2 separate regions of the Homo sapiens genome follow, and region 2 is linked to region 1. A link is a loop called in an ENCODE intact Hi-C map of the cell type or tissue named here. Cell type or tissue: IMR-90. All regions are shown on one strand. Links, peaks and the distances in the headings refer to the core of each region. The heading gives the core; the rest is flanking DNA. Region 1 overlaps SSH2 (slingshot protein phosphatase 2). Region 2 overlaps LOC105371720 (a long non-coding RNA gene).

Region 1 (2,921 bases), core at 121-2,620:
CCAAAAAAAAAAAAAAAAAGATACAGGGACAAAAGTACTTTGTGAACAACACCAAATTCAAATTTATTATTATTATTATCATCATCATCATCCATAAATTGGTCAGTCAGCTTTCAATAATAGAAAGCTAATTGTATTTGTTTTCTTTCATTACCCTGAAGTTGACAAATGAATGAATGAACATTAAAATACCTGTCTGGGCACAGTGGCTCACACCTGTAATCCTAGCACTTTGGGAGGCGGAGGCAGGAGAATTGCTTGAACCCAGGAGTTTGAGACCAGCCTGGGCAAGATAGTGAGACCCTGTCTCATTAAAAAAATAAAAATAATGCAGGAGGCTGAGGCAGGAGAATCGCTTGAACCCGGGAGGTGGAGGTTGCAGTGAGCTAAGATCGCGCCACTGCACTCTAGTCGGGGCAACAGAGTGAGACGCTGTCTCAAAAAAAAAAATAATAATAATAAAGAAAAAAATAAAATATATGCAAATTTCCCCTATGTACCACCATTTCATCCAAGAAGTCTTTACTATGATTGTTTGCCAGGTAGTTTTACATTAACTCAGTATTACCGTCTGTAGTAATGTGAGATGTGCAGTGCTCAATTTTTGTATTTTTAAAGCTTTCATGTAATAGCTTTAACTTACATAATTTTAGTTTTAAAATACTTACTCATAAGAAAAAATGATTATACCACAGGACCTATTTGTATTTTTATGTTTTCTCTAAGGGCTCGATGTAGAAAAATAAACAGTAAGTTAATCCCCTGAGTATCAAAAGGAAGAAAACCAACACTTAGAATTACAGAGTAATGCAACATTCTGTCTCCTGTTAATCTGTAAAACACTAGGACAAAACTCTCAAGATAATATCTGAATTTTCACCAAGAGGTATCTTACTACACTTAGTCAATGGCATTCTTTATATAATACAATAAACCAAACTTTGTAAACAAAGGCACTTAAAAGCAATCATGTTTTGCAATCACCATGTGGCTAATTTTTAAAAAAAGAATATCTGACCATAGTTTTAAACACTGGATTAAGCAATGTCACTGAACCTTTATAGTCTTTTCCATGGAACTTTTCCTCCATAAGAGCAATGGAAAACACTGAAAAGATCTGCCTATCAACTCTAGGAGAGGTGATCTCTAAGGCATTCATCCCCCCATAGTCTTAAACACCATATGCTCCTGTAGGAAGAGATGCTGAAATGCTGCTTTCTTCAGGTTACAAAAGCCCCAAACTCTATTGTTTAGTAAAAATAATAGGTATTTACAGATCACTTTTCACATCAAACACACTTTACAAAACATTTAACCATTTAGTCCCCACTTTATCTCTTTAAACGTTTTCTTTTTTCTTTTTTTTTTTTAGACCTCTCAGGGATGAAACATTTTATTTTTTAAACTAGTTTTTTTTTTAAATAACATTAACACATGCTGAATGCTTAAATCTTTTTAGAATTCAGAAAGGTAAAATGAAAGTCACCATTCTCATTCTCATCATCTTACTCCCAGAGATGATTGTTATTAATATTTCCAGAAATTTTGCTTGTATATGCAAACAGCAATATATTGTAGCTGCTCTTTAAGAAGCATACATGCACACACACGCACACACACACACACACACACAGAATTATACATATTATTCTACTTGCATTTCCCCCTACTTATCACTATACCTTAGACATTTTTCCATGTTATTGTAAGTCTCCCTCATTCTTTTAAAGGAGTATAAGGCATTTTATTGTACAATCATATATAATCTATTTAAATAGTCCTTTACTTATGGGCATTTAAGTTGTTTCCAGTCTTTACTATTATATACAATATCACTATGAACATGTGTTTGTATAATTTTTGTTCATGTCATGACAGGGATATTGAAAAAAATATTTGTGCATACATGTGAATATACTTGTTGGATCAACACCTAGAGGTGGAATTGGCAGTTTGAAATATTTTAAACATCTTAGGACCTGGTAGATATTATCAAACTGCCTACCTAAAGAGTTTAGTTTTTTATTTTCCTGTGCATTATTAGTGTCTCCTGCTACTCCATGATCTATTAAATTAACTCAGGGCCCAAGATGCTCTTCTATACCCTGTCTTTTACACATTACATTAAAAGCTAAAAATATATATATTAGAAAAGTAAAATATGTTTATGGGAATAAAGTAGAAAATTTATAAAGAAAAATATTATGAGGAACTATATTATGGATTATTTTTTCCAAAGAACTACTTAGACTATAACAAGATAAATGTAAATTTTTTTTTTTTTTTTTTTTTGAGACAGGGTCTCGCTCTGTCATCCAGACTGGAGTGCAGTGGCACAATCACAGCTCACTGCACTCTTAACCGCCTGGGCTCAAGCAGTTCTCCTGGCTCAACTTCCAAGTAGCTGGGACTGCAGGCATGTAACACCACACCTGTCGAGACGAAGTCTTGCCATGTTGCCCAGGCTGGTTTCAAACTTCTGGGCTCAAGCGATCCTCCTGCCTTGGCCTCCCAAAGTGTGGAGACTACAGGTATGAATCATCATGCCTGGCTGGTAAATGTAATTATTAAGCTACTTTGAAGATAATACAATTTTAAATTCAGAAAATTTTAAAATTATTTACTTCTAATTTAGGAATATATTGGAGCTTTTCTATAAATTCAGAAGATATTTTGAGATCTGTTCAATGATAATGCTGTAGAACTTATTAACATTATAGGTGAATGAACCTAATGTGGCCTAATACCATCAGTGTCCTAGAATGTAGTAAGACAGAGATAGAAAAATGGGAAGTGATTTTGGGAGTAACAAAGAATGGAGGCTAAAAGAGCCAAGAAGGTTTTGAAAATAAAATAACTGAAATTTTTGAGCTGACATTCAGTGTGTGTCAGGTGCTCTATTAAGAGTTTACATGGCCAGG
Region 2 (2,921 bases), core at 175-2,674, 480 kb after region 1:
GCGGGACAGGGTGGGAGGCGGTCAGTGGCTGGCTGAAGCAGAGTGTACAAGAAGGGGAGTAAGTCGAGTCTGGAGAGGTGGGCAGGGGCCACAGTGAGAGGCTGTGTGTTCCTGTCAATGTGTGCAAATAGAACTTAAAAGACTTACTCGTTTTGGAGAATTTTGGACTAGGTTAACCCATAAGGTCTCCGCCAGGTGAGATGCAGGGATGCTGCTATGCTAAGTCAAGCACCCTCCCATACTCTCCATCAAATAGCCACCCTGCCTTGGCTGCCCTAGCCTTCTGCACAGCAGCTGATTTTTAAAAAACAAACAGCTGTCATGGGGTAACCTGAAAGATGGCTCCAGAACTCATTCTGTCCACTTCAAGACGTGCTACCAAACTAGAGTTTTTCCAGAGGAGTCAGCAAGAGGGAAAGCACTGAGTATTCAAACAATATCCAGGAAAGATGATGTGGAGGGTTTCCCATCTGCACACAATCCTCTTTCCAAATAGCTACAGCTAGCCAGACGCAGTGGCTCACACTTGTAATACCAGCACTTTGGGAGGCCTAGGCGGGCAGATCAATTGAGGCCAGGAGTTCAAGACCAGCCTGGCCAACATGGCAAAACCTTGTCTATACTAAAAATACAAAAAAAAAAAAAAAATTAGCTGTGGTGGCGCATGTCTGTAATCCCAGCTACTCTGGAGGCTAAGGTGGGAGAATTGCTTGAACCCACGAAGTGGAGGCTGCAGTGAGCCGAGATCGTGCCACTGTACTCTGCACTCCAGCTTGGGTGACAGAATGAGACTCAAAAGAAAAGACAAAACAAAGACCAAATAGCTGCAGCTGTTGTGAATTGAACATTCCCCTATTTCCTTTCCCTCTGCAATAATGTGTAAAGGACTTGGAGTTTGAAAAAGAAAAACAGAAAAACCCGGCCAGTTTAATCCTAGTTTTCAACCCATTTGTGTCACAGACCCCAAGAAGGAAGCCATTGGCTTCATGAGTATCAACAACAGTTCTCAACAAGTTGTCCTAAATATGACCACGCTCATCTGGAATCACTTTAAAAAGTATCTAACTTAACAAATGACTAACTAGAGCCACCGTGGGCAATGGTGCTCACCCACACCACACTAGAGGAATAGGACTTCAAGTCCAAGTGCCCTGGTGCCACCAACAGCAACTTAGAATTAAGCTGCTCTTTAAGGACAAGCCAAAGCAAGCAGATGGGCCACACCACATCCTGAAGGCATGTCTCATTATCATGCCTTGGCTTCTTGGACGTGTAGGGTCACCATTACTCAGGCCAGGACTTCCCAGAGGCCAGTCATGAAGCTCTCCTCTGGTGACACTGTATGATTCACAGTTAAAGCAAAAGACAACTCCATGCCTTCCCATTTCCTACCTCATTCGTCACCCAAATACTAGCAGTTTCTTCCAACTGAGACCTCCAGCTACAACTTCAGCCCATTTCCCTAATCTTTAGCAGAGAAGATAAAACCACCATGCTTCATTTCTCCCCTCTGGATCCTAAGTTCATTTGAAAAATGGCTTTCATTAAGTATTTGGTAATGAAGATTATCTTTTTTACATATTGCTGCATTTGGTTTAGGATTTTTGCATCTATGTTTATGGGTGAGGTTTACATGTATTTTTTTCACTATCCTTATCAGGGTTATGCTAGCCTCATAAAATCATTCTTTAGGCCATAAAGTCGTTTTTTACGTCTTGCCTATTGAGCTAATCGAGTTGCTCCTGAGAAGACTTCCAATTTCCTGGCTACTAGAGTTCTAGCAGCCAAGGATGGCAAGAAGATTCAGAATGTAAATGCTCACTTAGGGGATTCACCTGACACCTAGACTACACACTTCTTCTCTCTCCAGAAAAGAAATCTCTAATGCACTGATGAATGGAGGAAGGGCATCACCAAGCCGGTCGGTATAGGAAGGGGACCCAACAGACATTCAACTCTTTGGTAACCCTCCCTTCACGCCCAATTCCAGAATGCTTTCTGTTGCTACCATATCTATGCTTTTCAGGGGATTATGCACTGTAAATTGATTTGCTTATCACTGGCTTTCTCCACCACTGGCTCAGTGAGATTCAACTTTTTCAGCTCTGCTAAATCTTCCAAGGTCTCCATCTGCTTTCTGGGTTCAAATATTTCATTGGCTCCTCTCCTGGTCTTCCCGAGCTTGTGGATTTGTCTTCTAAACAAATCCCTTTACTGTTGCTTTTGAGAAAGTTGAGAGTATCTTCTATTTTTCTAATATTTGCAGCATCTATAATATCCTTTTAATTCCCTGTGTACTTAAAAAAATTAATATTTGTCAATTTTTCTTTAAAAGAACCAACTTCTGGCTTCGTTGATGCTATGCTTAATTTCTGTGCATATCTACTTCCTTTAGGTTTATTTTGCTGTTCTAATTTCTTGAAACAGATGTTTAGCTCAATTTTCAGCCTTTATTACATCCTAGTATAACTTTGATATTTAGATTTAGAATTTACATTCTATTATTCAGAACTAATTAAAATTCTATAATCTTAATACATTAATGTAATAATTTAATGCTGTAAAACCTTTAAATTACTGTTGCAGCTGCATCCCTCGTTTTGACATATTTTTATTATTGTTCAGGTTAAATTTCCTTCATGATTTCTTCTTGGACCCATGAGTTAATTTCTAAACATACAGAGGTCGTCTTGTAATCTTTTAATTTTGGTTTCTAACTTAATTGCACTGTGGTTGGAGTGTGGTCTACGTGGTAACAACCCTTTCAAATTTGTTGAGATTGACTCTACCGTCCAGTATATGGTCGCTTTTTGAAAAAGTTCCATAGGTGATCAAAATGAATGTGCAGTTGTTAGATGCAATTTTTTTTTTAACAGGTTTATGCTCGGTCATTGGTTTCCACACATCTGTGCTTTCAGGAT

Evidence for each region. A loop is a pair of places that touch in the nucleus more often than their neighbours do. Peaks named below come from ENCODE experiments on the same cell type or tissue, not always from the same donor. Only the 100,000 strongest peaks of a DNase experiment are listed, where the experiment ranks them.
Region 2: a loop joins it to region 1, with 12 times the contacts of the local background. A loop is called at or near these places in 1 of 110 quality-filtered maps.

What each region holds. Positions count from the first base shown.
Region 1 is chr17:29,766,019-29,768,939 of GRCh38, forward strand. The region is part of intron 3 of SSH2 (slingshot protein phosphatase 2); the gene reads right to left. Among named protein-coding and RNA genes, the nearest start is that of SSH2-AS1, 130 kb to the left of the region's middle. In IMR-90, for the core only: no CTCF peak of the experiment used is centred there; no DNase peak of the experiment used is centred there.
Region 2 is chr17:30,243,878-30,246,798 of GRCh38, forward strand. All of the region lies in intron 2 of LOC105371720 (a long non-coding RNA gene), which reads left to right. Among named protein-coding and RNA genes, the nearest start is that of SLC6A4, 9.6 kb to the left of the region's middle. In IMR-90, for the core only: no CTCF peak of the experiment used is centred there; a DNase peak (open chromatin) is centred at 1,284.